Linked DNA regions of Homo sapiens: region 2 is linked to region 1. A link is an interaction called in ENCODE POLR2A ChIA-PET data of the cell type or tissue named here. Cell type or tissue: OCI-LY7. All regions are shown on one strand. Links, peaks and the distances in the headings refer to the core of each region. The heading gives the core; the rest is flanking DNA. Region 1 has its middle 18 kb from the start of BUB1B. Region 2 holds the start of LOC105370787 (a long non-coding RNA gene).

What was found. ChIA-PET counts read pairs that join two places held together with the same protein. Peaks named below come from ENCODE experiments on the same cell type or tissue, not always from the same donor. Only the 100,000 strongest peaks of a DNase experiment are listed, where the experiment ranks them.
Region 2: POLR2A ChIA-PET joins it to region 1 with 7 read pairs; 6 of 35 experiments call an interaction of 5 or more read pairs at or near these places.

The regions. Positions count from the first base shown.
Region 1 is chr15:40,139,503-40,146,666 of GRCh38, reverse strand. No RefSeq gene overlaps it. Among named protein-coding and RNA genes, the nearest start is that of BUB1B, 18 kb to the left of the region's middle. In OCI-LY7, for the core only: no CTCF peak of the experiment used is centred there; no DNase peak of the experiment used is centred there.
Region 2 is chr15:40,080,728-40,087,891 of GRCh38, reverse strand. It overlaps BMF (Bcl2 modifying factor), which reads left to right. Exons shown (of 5, transcript NM_001003940.2): 5 at 1-2. LOC105370787 (a long non-coding RNA gene) reads left to right here and starts at 6,096. Exons shown (of 3, transcript NR_188231.1): 1 at 6,096-6,363. RefSeq lists enhancers at 5,124-5,243, 4,876-5,560. In OCI-LY7, for the core only: no CTCF peak of the experiment used is centred there; a DNase peak (open chromatin) is centred at 3,986.

The DNA.
Region 1 (7,164 bases), core at 1,284-6,283:
CCCAGCCTCCATCTTTTGCCCGTGCTGGATGCTTATGGCCCTCGAACATCAGACTCTAAGTTCTTCATTTTTGGGACTTGGACTGGCTCTCCTTGCTCCTCAGCTGGTAGACAGCCCATTGTGGGACCTTGTGATTATGGAAGTTAATACTTAATAAACTCCCCTCTCTCTATATGTGTATACATATATAACACACACATATATATCTCTCTCCTTATTAGTTCTGTCCCTCTAAAAGAACCCTGATGAATACACTGCTCTGTGCAGATACTGAGTGAGGGGCCTGACTTAGCCCTGCATCAGGGAGGTTTTTAGATTTAAGATTGTACCCAAATCTATACCCATCAAAGCAGACCTGATTGAAAAGAAGCAGGCAGAGCCCTCTACTTAGAAATGACAAGAATTCAAGACAAGTCATAATGAGTCATGCTCTTGCTTGCTGCTCGGCCCTCTCTGCATTGCCCTTTGTAAGAAGAGTCCACACCTGAACCGGTACTCAGGGCCTATTTCTCCGAGGTGCCCCACAGCCAATCCTGGGCCTTCTTTGCCTACAGTAAAACACCCACATTGCCCATGCCAAGACTGGGCCATGTCTCTTCCCCTTCAGCAATTGCCATCAGAATAAAGCGAAAAAAAGAAAGGATCCCAGTAGCGTATTCTTCTGGGTTGCATGGACACTGGCTTCATCTACACTTCTCTGAGTTTTGGTGTAGCCCAACTCTCTCTCTTACCAAATGGCCTTACTCACTAAATCTGTCAAGTGTCTACCAAAATCATGCATTTTTTATTGAAACCGGTGAAATTCTTCCTCTGTTGTCTTTCCACCACCCTTTGGGCACTGCTCACCTTCTCCCCCATGCTGTTTTGTATGGATTTTAAGCCAAAGGAAGACAGGGACCTTGTCTTGGTCATCTCTGATTCCCCTACCATGATAGTCAAATAGCCTTGATAATCAAAATGTAGTTTTCTGTGTAACAAGATCTCCGGGCAATTCATTAGGGTTTGAGCAGCACTGTACTAGGCACTCAGCACAGTGCTCTTCAAGTGTTTGGCCGAGCCAGGGAAGTGGGTATGGTTAAAGGCAATGCAGATGGTTAGTGGCAATGCACTTTTTTCTTTTTTGAGACAGAGGCTTGCTCTGTTGCCCAGGATGGAGTGCAGCGGTGCACTCATGCCTCACTGCAGCTTCGACTTCCTGGGATTGAGAGATCCTCCTGTCTTGGCCTCTGAAGTAGCTGGGACTACAGGCACACGCCACCAGGCCCAGCTACTTTATTTTTTATTTTTTGTAGAGACAGGGTCTCACTATGTCACCCAGGCTGGTCTTGAACTCCTGAGCTCAAGTGATCCTCCTATCTTGGTCTCCCAAAGTGCTGGGATTATAGGCGTGAGCCTCTGTGCTCAGCTGGATCAATTGTTTTTTAATATCCAATTTTGTTGCCTCTGTTGACCTTTTGTGTGTGTGTGTGTGTGTGTGTGTGCGTGCGTGTGAGAGAGAGACAGCATCTTGATCTCTTACCTAGGCTGGAGTGCAGTGGCACAATCACGGGTCACGGCAGCCTCAACCTCCTGGGCTCAAGCAATCCTCTTGCCTCAGCCTCCCAAGTAGCTGGGACTACAGGAATACACCACCATGCCTGACTAGTTTATTTTTTATTTTTTGTAGAGACTGGGTCTTGCTGTGTTATCCAGGCTGGTCTCGTACTCCTGGCCTCAAGCAGCCCTCTCACCTCAGCGTCCCAAAGTGCTGGGATTATAAGCGTGAGCCACCACATGCAGCCTCTAGTAGCTTTTTAGCTATACCTCTTTGTTTTATTTTTAATAATTGCTCTAGGGATCATAGTGTGCATCTTTAACTTGTTAGAGTTTATTTTGGGTCTACATTATACCACTTCACAAATAATTTAAGAAAATTCCATTTTACTTCCATTTGCCCCTTCCATCCTTTGACTATTATCTATTCTACTTGTGTGCATGTAATAAGTCCCATAATATATGGTTGTTATTTGTGTTTTTAAAAGCCAATTGTCATTCAAAATAAATTAAAATAGTCTTCTATATTTACCCACATACTTACCATTTGCAATGCTCTTCATTCCTTCTGGTAGATCTGAGCCTCCAACTGCTATCATGCTATCTTTTCTCACTAGCCTGAAGAACTCCCTTTAGTATTTCTTTCTTTTCTCTTTTTCTTTCTTTCTTTCTTTCTTTCTTTCTTTCTTTCTTTCTTTCTTTCTTTCTTTTCTTTCTTTCTTTTTTCTTTCTTTCTTTCTTTCCTTCCTTCCTTCCTTTCTTCTTTCTTTTCTCTCTCTCTCTCTTTCTTTCTTTTTTTTTTTTTTGCTTGCTTGTTTCTTGTGATGGAGTCTCCCTACGTTGCCCAAGTTGATCTTGAACTTCTAGGCTCAAGTGATCCTCCTGCCACAGCCTTCCCAGTAGCTGGGACTACAATTGCACCCAGCTTTTTTAGTATTTCTTGAAGTACATGTCTGTTGAAAATTATTTCCCTTAGCTGTTGTTTATCTAAACATATCTTTATTTCTGTTTCATTTGTGAAAGCTATTTTTCTTGGACAGAGAATTCTATATTTTCTGGTTTTCTTTTCATGTATGTCATTTTATTGTCTTCTGGTTTGCATTGTTTTTAAAGAGAAGTTAGGCATCATTTTTATCATTGTAATGTTCCTTTTTTCTCTGGCTGCTTTTAAGATTTTCATTTTATCTTTGGTTCAACAACTTGACTGTGATGTGTCTAGATGTGTTTTTCTTTGTATTTACCCCACTTGGGGTTTGACGACCTTTTAAAATCTGTAGGTCTGCCAGGTGCGGTGGCTCATGTCTGTAATCCCAGCACTTTGGGAGGCCAAGGTGGGCAGATCACTTGAGGTCAGGAGTTCGAGACCAGCCTTGCCAACGTGGTGAAACCCCGTCTCTACTAGAGATACAAAAATTAGCTGGACATGGTGGCGCACACCTGTAGTCCCAGCTACTTGGGAGGCTCAGACAGGAGAATCGCTTGAACATGGGAGGTGGAGGTTGCATTGAACTGAGATTGCGCCACTGCACTCCAGCCTGGCTGACAGAGTGAGACTCTGTCTCAAAAAAAAAAAAAAAATTAGTTTAAATCTGTAGGTTGATCCTTTTTGTTACATTTTAAATTTTTCACTATTATTTCTTCCTGTAGAAAAACAATTGGTGCTATTTGTTCTCTTTCTGAGACTGCAATTACACAAATCTTAGGACAGCTGCTGTTATCCCACAGGTCACTGTACTGTGGTCATTAATTTTTTTCTCTCTTTTTATCAGTTTGGATACTTTTGATTGGCTTGTCTTTAAGTTCATTGATGCTTTTTCTGTGGTGTCCAATTTGCTATTAAGCTCATCCAATGAATTTTATATATATATATATATATATATATATATATATATATATTTAGTTCATATATATATATATATTTAGTTGTAGAATTTCCATTTGGTTCTTTTTTAGAGTTTACATTTCTTTACTAAAATAACCCTCTCTTCAACCATCATAGCTATCTTTTCCTGTGAACTTTAACATATTCATATTAATCGTTTTAAAGCTTTTGTCTGCTAACTCCAATAACTGGATCATGTGTGGATCTGCTTCTCTATTTTCTCTTGATTATGGATCACATGCTTCTTTTCCTTACTCTCCTGTTTCTCAAAACTGTATTCCAGAAATTTTGTATAAAAGAACAGTAGAAATGAAAATATATCTTTTTGTTTACTTCTCAGAAATTGCAGTTCCTTTCCCCTGTCTGGTGGTTAGGTTGAAGCTGATCACTGGGACTCCTCGGACAGTGGAATTGAGGTAAGGCTGCACTGCAGCTTTAATTAGATTGTGTTCACCTGTAAGTAGCCCAATCCCAAGCTTCTGCCTCCTTTTCAAGTTGTCAGTAATTGAGCTGGGTGGGGGTAGCGTACAGATTCAGATCATTTTGATTCAACTTTGGACTCTACTCCAGCAGGGCCCCAGAATCTAAGCAGGACCGTGTCATTACTCTCTGCTTTCCAGCCCCTTCTCCAGTGCCACAGTTGTGGCAAAGTTCAGGAATGGGGGTGGGTGGAGAACAGAGAATTATCGGCCTAAATGACCTGCTTTTATATTGGGCCTCTTCCAGATTGTCATCTGTCTTGCCAGCCCATGCCGCAGCTCGCTGATTTCTTCTTATCCTTACAAAACCCCTGCCTATGGCATGTTTCTCCATCCACCTGTAGCCAGACCAGGCACATCCTCAGGTGTGAAAGCTGTGCTGACCTTCTGCTCATCTATAAAGGGCTTGTTTCTTTGTGGAATTCAACTCATCAAGGCCATGCCTGCACTGCTCAGTAGAAAAGCACGATTTTTATTTTTGTCTAGGTTTTTCTTGTTGATAGCATTGTAGCAAAGGCTTTTCATATATTTCTACATCCTAACCAGAAGCGGAGCTCTCCCAGATGTTAGAGGAGCAGTAAGGAGGTCAATGTGTCTGGAGCAGAATGAGTGAAAACAGGAAGAAGAGATGAAGCTGGAGAGGTGACCAGGAGTCAGTTCATGCTCAATCTCACAGGCCACTGGAAAGATTGGCTTTTACTTTGCATAAGATGGGAAGTGATGGCTTTTGAGCAGAAGAATGACAGGGTCTTGTATGGGTTTTAACAGGAGCACTGTGGCTGCCGGGATGAAAATAGTCTGTAAGAGGCAAGGGAAGCAATAGAGGGATCAGTTATTGCAACAATCCAGGGAAGGGATGGTGGTAGCTTAGATTGGTGTGGCCATGGTGGAGTGGTGAGTCTGAGTACATTTTGAAGGCAGAGACAGCAGCGTTTATTGACAGATGATATGTAAAGTATAGGGAAAGAAGAGGATGACTCTAAAGTTGTGGTCTGAACAAGCAGAAGGATGGAGTTTTCTTACTCAGATGGAAAGACTGAGGAGAGTCAATATCTTGGACCATTTGTGCTGCTATAATAAAGTACCACAGACTGGGTCACTGATGAAGAACCAAAGTTAACTTTCTGACAGTTCTGGAGTCTGGGAAGTCTAAGATGAAGGCGCTGGCACTTGGCAAGGGCCTTCTTGCTGCATCATTATATGGAGGAAGGCGGAGGGGCAAGAGAAAGCAAGAGTGGGTCAAACTTGCCCTTTTATAATGGCACCAGTTCTACCCATGAGGTTGGAACCCCCATGGCCTAATCACCTCTTAAAGGTCCTACCTCGTAAGACTGTTACAATGGCAACTGAATTTCGTGAGCTTTGGAGAAACATTCAAACCACAGCAAGTAGGTTTGTGGGAAGTACTCTTTCTTTTTTGTTTTTTTGAGACGGAGTCTCGCTCTGTCGCCCAGGCTGGAGTGCAGTGGTGCGATCTCAGCTCACTGCAAGCTCTGCCTCCTGGGTTCACGCCATTCTCCTGCCTCAGCCTCCCGAGTAGCTGGGACTACAGGCGCCCACCACCACGCCTGGCGAATTTTTTGTATTTTTAGTAGAGACGGGGTTTCACCGTATTAGCCAGGATGGTCTCGATCTCCTGACCTCGTGATCCGCCTGCCTCAGCCTCCCAAAGTGCTGGGATTACAGGCGTGAGCCACCGCGCAAGGCCAGTGGGAAGTACTCTTATTTTATTTTATTTTATTTTTAATTTTTAAATTTTTATTTATTTATGTATTTATTTATTTATTATTATTATACTTTAAGTTTTAGGGTACATGTGCACAACGTGCAGGTTTGTTACATATGTATACATGTGCCATTTTGGTGTGCTGCACCCATTAACTCGTCATTTAGCATTAGATATATCTCCTAATGCTATCCCTCCCCGCTCCCCCCCACCCGACAAAAGTCCCCAGCGTGTGATGTTCCCCTTCCTATGTCCATGTGTTCTCATTGTTCAATTCACACCTATGAGTGAGAACATGAAGTGTTTCGTTTTTTGTCCATGCGATAGTTTGCTGAGAATGATGGTTTCCAGCTTCATCCATGTCCCTACAAAGGACATGAACTCATCCTTTTTTATGGCTGCGTAGTATTCCATGGTGTATATGTGCCACATTTTCTTAATCCAGTCTATCGTTGTTGGACATTTGGGTTGGTTCCAAGTCTTTGCTATTGTGAATAGTGCCACAATAAACATACGTGTGCACGTGTCTTTATAGTAGCATGATTCATAATCCTTTGGGTATATATCCAGTCATGGGATGGCTGGGTCAAATGGAATTTCTAGTTCTAGATCCCTGAGGAATCGCCACACTGACTTCCACAATGGTTGAACGAGTTTACAGTCCCACCAACAGTGTAAAAGTGTTCCTATTTCTCCACATCCTCTCCAGCATCTGTTGTTTCCTGACTTTTTAATGATCGCCATTCTAACTGGTGTGAGATGGTATCTCACTGTGGTTTTGATTTGCATTTCTCTGATGGCCAGTGATGATGAGCATTTTTTCATGTGTTTTTTGGCTGCATAAATGTCTCCTTCTGAAACTATTCCAATCAATAGAAAAAGAGGGAATCCTCCCTAACTCATTTTATGAGGCCAGCATCATCCTGATACCAAAGCCTGGCAGAGACACAACAAAAAAAGGGAATTTTAGGCCAATATCCTTGATGAACCTTGATGCAAAAATCCTCAATAAAATACTGGCAAACCGAATCCAGCAGCACATCAAAAAGCTTATCCACTATGACCAAGTGGGCTTCATCCCTGGGATGCAAGGCTGGTTCAACATACGAAAATCAATAAACATAATCCAGCATATAAACAGAACCAAAGACAAAAACCACATGATTATCTCAATAGATGCAGAAAAGGCCTTTGACAAAATTCAACAACCTTCATGCTAAAAACTCTCAATAAATTAGGTATTGATGGGACGTATCTCAAAATAGTAAGAGCTATCTATGACAAACCCACAGCCAATATCATACTGAATGGACAAAAACTGGAAGCATTCCCTTTGAAAACTGGCACAAGACAGGGATGCCCTCTCTCACCACTCCTATTCAACATAGTGTTGGAAGTTCTGGCCAGGGCAATCAGGCAGGAGAAGGAAATAAAGGGCATTCAATTAGGAAAAGAGGAAGTCAAATTGTCCCTGTTTGCAGATGACATGATTGTATATCTAGAAAACCCCATCGTCTCAGCCCCAAATCTCCTTAAGCTGATAA
Region 2 (7,164 bases), core at 938-5,937, 58 kb after region 1:
AATCTGGTCTTTTATTTTTCAAGGTGTGGTAAAAATGCAAGGAGATCAGTTAGGAAATTAAAGCCTTCTAGCTTTCTCAGCTGCCAGCTTGAGTGACCTGAAGGCGCTCAGCTTTCGCCGTGATTTCCTTTCCCCTCTTGGAGTTGAGAAGAGTGATTCCGACCACCACGCGATAGGCAGCACAGCAGAGGCCCTGTGAGGGGGAAAGATGCAGGTTTTGGACCCGGTTCCCTCCTCCTCCAGCTGAATGATCTTGGGCAAGTTATGTCACCTCTCTGAGCCTTCAGTTCTTCCACGTGTGAAATACGACTGTGCCGGCCTTGCAGGATTAAAGGGAATGTGTCAAAAGGGCCTGTCTGCCACTGGGACCCAGTGAGGGAAAGGACCCCGGCAGCCCCTCCCGCACACACTACCCCACCCCTCCTTTCTATCAGGGTAGCCCCTCAGGAGGCAAGCTAGTTGTAGGGGGACTTCCTGGCTTGCATTTCTTTGTGGATTAACAATGTGTCTGATTCAAAGCGGTGATTTAAAGCTCTTGACAGAGTTCTGAAAATCCTTGGGAAAAACTACTCCTGATCCTATCAGCAGTAAGTTATGAACTGAGGGGCCAACCCGCCCTGCATCTGTTGGGCTGTCCTTGATTTAGGAGGTTGTCAGCTCTCAGATCTAGCCTTGGCCTCCAGTTCCAACCCTCATAGAGGGTTGGAGCTTGGCATGACATTGGATCTTTTGTCCAACCTCTCTGTCTTATGGGTGAGTAAACTGAGGCCCAGAAAGGGGATATAATTTTCTATTTGGTCTCTTTAAATAGCTGAGTCAGTCTTGAGGGGGGGCTCACCCCATCCATCTGTTTCCATTTGGGAATCGCACTGCTCATGCCCAGGTCTTCAAGTAAGCCAAAACTTATCTATTTTTAATGCCAAATAACTGCCTCTTCTTCTGTAAAGTATGGCACTTCCAACCACTCTATATTTGGACAGGGAGGTTTATTTTTACTGGAGCGTGGTATAAGTGGGGCCTGGTGCCATGTCCGGATGTTATTCTACATTTCACTTGCTGGGTTGTAGTTGAGTCCATTAAGCAGTTCCTATGAGGTTCACAGGGGATTAGTAGGTGACTGGTGATAGTGATGTCTTTCACGTCATCGAGGCCTACCTTGGGTAAGGCTGCACTCCGTTGCCCAGGCTAGAAATCTGAGCGCTCACCTTCGTTCCCCTTGTTCCCTCCTTTCTCTCTGTCTGATCCCTCCAGAGGAAGAACAGAGACATTAAAGGCACAGCTGTCCAAGTTTGAACCCAGACTGTGCCGCTCACCAGCTATGTGGCATTGGGAGGCCACATAATCTTTCTGTGCCTCAGTTTCCTCACCTATAAAATGAGATAGTAGTGCCTACCCATAAAGTTATTGTGAGAATTAAATGTGTAAATATGTGTAAGGTGCTTAGAAGAATGCTTGGTACATATTAAGTTTTCAATTTATGTTAGCTATTAATATTAATGATATTATTATTTGTGGGCAGTTGGTCAATAAGCTCTGGCCATTCTTACTTGGAAATGTCTCTTGCAGCCTATCTTCCTTCTGTCTCTGCTGCACCGTCTTAATGTAAGTCCTTTTGCCTGAACAACTGTGGAGCATCTTAACTGTTCTCTCATCAGCCTTGCCCCTTCCACAGCATGGTCTTCTGTGCTGCCAGGGAAACTTCCTAAATGGCAGACACAATCCCATCGCCCCCACTGGAAAACTTGCCCTACCGGATCCTTAGCCTGCCTCTCCAGATATCTCCTTTGTATTAGTATTCTGTACTTGTATTCTGCAAAACAAATTACCCCTACATTTAGCAGTTTAAAACAAAAATGGCCGGGCGCAGTGGCTCACGCCTGTAATCCCAGCACTTTGGGAGGCTAAGGCAGGTGGATCACGAGGTCAGGAGTTCAAGACCAGCCTGGCCAACATAGTGAAACCCCGTTTCTACTAAAAATACAAAAAATTAGCCGGGAGTGGTGGTGGGCACCTGTAATCCCAGCTACTTGGGAGGCTGAGGCAGGAGAATCGCTTGAACCCGGGAGGTGGAGGTTGCAGTGAGCCGAGATCCCGCCACTGCACTCCAGTCCAGGCAACAGTGCAAGACTCCGTCTCAAAAAAAAAAACAAAAACCAAACAAACAAAAATTTATTATCTCACAGTTTCTGTGGGCCAGGAATTTGGGAGTGGCAGCCCAAGGTGGCCGCGTGATAAGGTGCTGGTATTAAGGAGGAGACCCCTGAAGCACCCATTTAATTTTCATGAAGTCAACTGCAGGAGCTCAGCTGAGAGGTGGGGAGAGCGGGAGGGACACATACAGTGATATGTTGATGTGTGGTGATACAGTGCAGCAGCCGGGCAAGGTTGCAGGGCCCGGAGGGTGTGTGAGACGGGAGCACACGCAGCCACCCTTCCCTGGCCTCATCTCACGGCAGCATCTCGCCACACTGAAGATAAGTTTCTCTGGCCCAGCACAGCCCTAAATGCCACCCACGTTTTCCTCTGCTGCTCAGCTGAGGTAACAGGAGTCTCTTCCAGCCTGAAGGCAGAGCTGACTGGCTGGGATGTCCCGTGGAGGGATCATGTCTGCTTGTTGTACTTCATAGGCATTTTAAAGGATTTTCAAGGGAAATTTTCACTTTATGTGATTTGGCTTTACAGGAGGTCTTGGAACTAGTCCCTGTGTACAATGAGACTCCTTTGGACCCCTAAACCCCAAACCATGCTGCCCTTAACGCACTGCTTCCTAGGAGACGCTTCTGCCCCCGTAACTGGGAAGGCTCGGTGTGGAATTAGAATTGGAATTGTCCTAAAGGGAGGGTGAAAGTAAGTGATGTTAGTGATGCCCTGTCTGGCCACTGCTTTTGCTACCATTCACATGTCCCCTGGCTCCACGCTACTCTGCAGGGGGATCTGTCACCAGCATTCGAATGCTCATTCGAGCGCCAACCCTGCTCCTAAGAAGGTGAGGTACACTGAATGAGTCACTGGCACTGAAGCGAGGCGCCACCCTAAGCCCAGTGCGAAGATTGGAAAGAAATAAGCTACATGGTCCCCACCCTCAAAATTATGCCCTACAAGAAATCCAGGTGGTGTGGAAAAGTGGATGAATCACCCGGTGGGGATTAAGGAGACTGGGTTTTCAGGCTGACTGTATCATTAGCTGACGGAATGACTTTGGGCAAGGATGTGACTTCACCTCACTGGTCTTTGGGGTCCTTATCTATCAATGGGGCAGGACCAGACTGCATCTCTGTGACCTGCCCCAGCATTTTATTCAGCAGGTTTTTTGTTTTTTGTTTTTGAGATGGAGTCTCGCTCTGTTGCCCAGGCTGGAGTGCAATGGCACGATCTTGGCTCACTGCAGCCTACGCCTCCTGGGTTCAAGCAATTCTCCTGCCTCAGCCTCCCGAGTAGCTGAGATTACAGGCGCCCACCACCACTCCCGGCTAATTTTTTGTATTTTTAGTAGAGATGGGGTTTCACCATGTTGGCCAGGCTGGTCTCGAACTCCTGGACTCAAGTGATCCACCTGCCTTGGCCTCCCAAAATGCTGGGATTACAGGCGTGAGCCACCATCCCCAGCTTCGCAGTATTTTGTGTTTTGTTTTGTTTTGTTTTGGTCAGGTCTCGAACTCTTTTGAGATTCTGCTGAATTAAGATAGCAATCCTCTCTTAGGGAAAAGGCATATGACATGCTCAGACTCAAGAATTTTTGCATAAGATTTCAGGAAAATTATTGAGTCTCTGAACCTGTCACTTGGTCCCCAGGCTTCAGGATTATGGTTTTCTTTGTAAAGGAAAAAGCAAAAGAACAAGTACTGCAAAAACTTAGAAACCAAAGCAAGCTTTTTCTTCATTGCGCTCCTGACTTTCCTCATACTCCAGGCAGTTACTGCTGTCGCATGTACATTTCACCCTGTGTACACGGTGATGGAGGATGGTGCAATCTCTGGGGGCACGTGTGTTTATTGTACTGCATTCTTGATTTTGGAGATGTACACTTCCTGTCAGCACATTCAGAGACTGAGGCTGTGAAAATGGTCCTGTCCTTTTGGAGGTCACAACTTCAGCCCAGAGAGAGTATTTGTAGCCACAATGGGCTTTGCAGCCTTCTATCTTATCCAGCTGGAAGACGGGCAAGGAACCTGGGGTGCTTTTCCATGAGCTCAGAAAGGGGCTTCAGAGGTTCATGCAAAATGAACTGGTGGGGAGTGGTCAGCCCTTGGAGGGGTAGGAAAACATGGTTGGGGACTGTGGAAGACCCGGGAGTGGACAGGGGCAAAGGCCTGGGAGTTCTGGGCAACCCTGATAAAAGCTGCTTGTTTTGCACCTGAGTGAGCCCAGGGTTCTGCCCCATGATTCCGTCTGTGAAGTGGAGAGGGTTTGGTGCCTGGTGGCAACCTCATTTCTAACACAGCATTATGTTTGCCAAGTACCCTTTAGCCCAATTTCATAGGTACTGAGCCCTTGAGTACCGATTTCATAGGTGCTGAACACACACACACACACACACACACACACACACACACACACTCACACGCTTGAGAGGGCTGGCTACTATTCTAAAAAGCAACCACAAAAAAAATTCATCAGCCCCCGAGTCTGGTAGATCAAAGGCTGGGGTCAGGAGCCTCTTGCCCGAGCACCAGGGCTTGGTACTGCCTCAATATTCTGCAGTTTACGGCCATTCTAGACCCATAATTTCCATGATTCCTCTGTGAAATGTAGAGAAGAACTGATGACACTTCACAGACTGGGGAAACCAAAATACACCTGTAAGACTGGATTTCATACCATTAAGGACCAACAAATTTCCCTTTTACCTCTTACCACCGATGGTCACCATTTACTCAGTACAACTGTCACCATTTTCTTGACTACCAATGGACATTATTGTGTGAGTGGCTTTTTTACATGTCTGGATGGACCGAAGGCCCTTGTGTGGGCAGGCACTGATCTGTCTCATTTACCACTGTAGCCCCGCTATCCAACAAAGAACCTGACACTTGCAAGGAGCTCAGCAATCTTCATGTAAGCAAAGAGTGAAGAATACTAGTGGGAGGAAGTGTGAGTGCTCGTGGCGTGATGTTCAGCAAGGCGTGCCACTCACTGCCGCCCTCACGTCTGAACTCCTGAGCAGTCCCACGGGGCGAGGGCAAAATGAACCTTGTTTCCTTTCCTCCTCCTGCCAAAGTCCGAAAGTCACATTCTGCAGACTTTCAGGAAATTTGACTTGCTCACTTCAGTAGGGTTCAATGCAGCAATTTCTGGGTGGAAGTGGAGTTGGGGGAAGGGCACGCTGGCACTGAGGCAGGTGGGCTCTGAGCAGTGTAGGCTGGTGAGCCAGGCTGAGGGCCACCTCCTTGCTCAGTGCCAGCAGAGCCCACGCTCACCAAATGTCCATGGTTCCGAAGCACCTTGGTGAAGGATGACACCAGTGGGCTCTGGTGCCTGAGGGTGTGGCCAGGGTGGGCTGAATCAGTGGCATGGCAGCTTCCCTCTGGCAGGGTCCTGCCAACTACCAGCCTCCCTGCTCCTGAGGAAGCAGAACCAGGGGAGGTGTGGTCCAGGCTGCCCTGCTATCTCCTGCGGTTCATCCCAGCCATCCAGGAGGAGAAGGGGTGTGTGTGAGGGGAGCAGCAGCACAGAAATAGCCTGCAGTGTTTAGAAGGGAGGACCCCAAGGAAGTGCCCAGGCTAATCGACCAAAAACTCCTGCTGGGACATTGCTCTTGCTTCCAGTTGCTTCGGTCTGCCTCTCATCTCAACTCTGGCTACAGAAATATGTGTGTCCCTTCGCAAGCTCGCTGTTTTATTTTTAAAAGTATTCTGCTCTACTGTGAGCCATGAACAGAAGCTCCCCTTGTGGAACAAAGAGTTAATCTCCCTGCAGTGGCATCCTGTCAGCCCCTCGGAACCTGTGTCAGCGTTCTCCTTCCCGCTCCCCCTGTGGACTGCCTCTGGCTCACTCGCTGCACACAAAGGCTCCTCTGTTTCTGGCCGGGCTGGAGTCACATGCTTTCACTCTTAACCCCGGAGCTTTAAAGCTAAACACCCACCCTCTTTGGCCCCAGATGACCCTGTTTACGTCTGCTGAGCCAATTCCAAACAGCAACAGTAGTGAAAACTTCTGTCGGGAGAGACTTCTCAACTACTGGTGTAGAGAGAACAAATCTTCACTTTGTATAATGCGAGGACTTTAAGAAGTTTTGGGAAATGGCTGAGAGGAAAAAAACACAAGGAAGCCAGCAGCCTGCCCCAACTTCTCTATTTTCTAAAGTATCTCTTACCAGAGACCCCCGGTGGGGCTCGGGATAAAGCTTGCAAGAAACAGAAAATGGTGAGCAGTTTTCATGGCTGAGGGGAAGAACATTCTAGATTTTCCTGATAGCCTACTTTGTTTAACCCTTAAGGAAAGTGACATTTTCTTTTTTAAGTTTAAAAAAAAATTATTTTTCAAAGGGCTATTCTCTTTGCTTCATGTCACTGAGGATGGGAAAGAAATATTCCCTTTCCTGGGTTTGGGGAATGACCTGTGAAACTGTGGAGGCTTCTGGAGAGGAGGGCTGGGCCAATCCATTTCAAAGTTCTGGTTGGGGAAGACTTGTGTTTTTGTTTTTACCCTAAAGTTTCCTTTTTCTTTTCTTCTTCTTCTTCTTCTTCTTTTTTTTTTTTCTCTCTCCCAGTTTATGGGTAGTAGCCCATGTTAGCCGTAAAGGAAGTCAAGTTTCCTTTGATTGTTCTTGCCCTGATCAAAGTGGCAGACAGTGGAAGGGAAAATACCAGAGCCCCAAAATGATGGTAACTCTGGAGTCCCGAGATTAGGTATTTGTGAACAGTACAGATAACAGAATTGGTCAGGTGCCTGCTAGTCTCATGTCCATCCCTGAAGAAAGTAATGGAGTAGTGTAGATTAGAATCAAGCAAGTCAGTTCCACGTCCTCGGGGCTAGTGGAATTCCTTAGGCAGGGGATGACAAATAAGTTTCATCTCTAGCGATAATGAGAAACTGGCAGCCAGCTGTATTGGGAAGGTTTCTGATGCTACATCCAGGCTTAGCCCAAAAGAGTACCATGACCAAAGAGCAATGTCTACTGGGCATGGGAGGAGGAAACAACCTCACATATTTGATGTCCCTTAT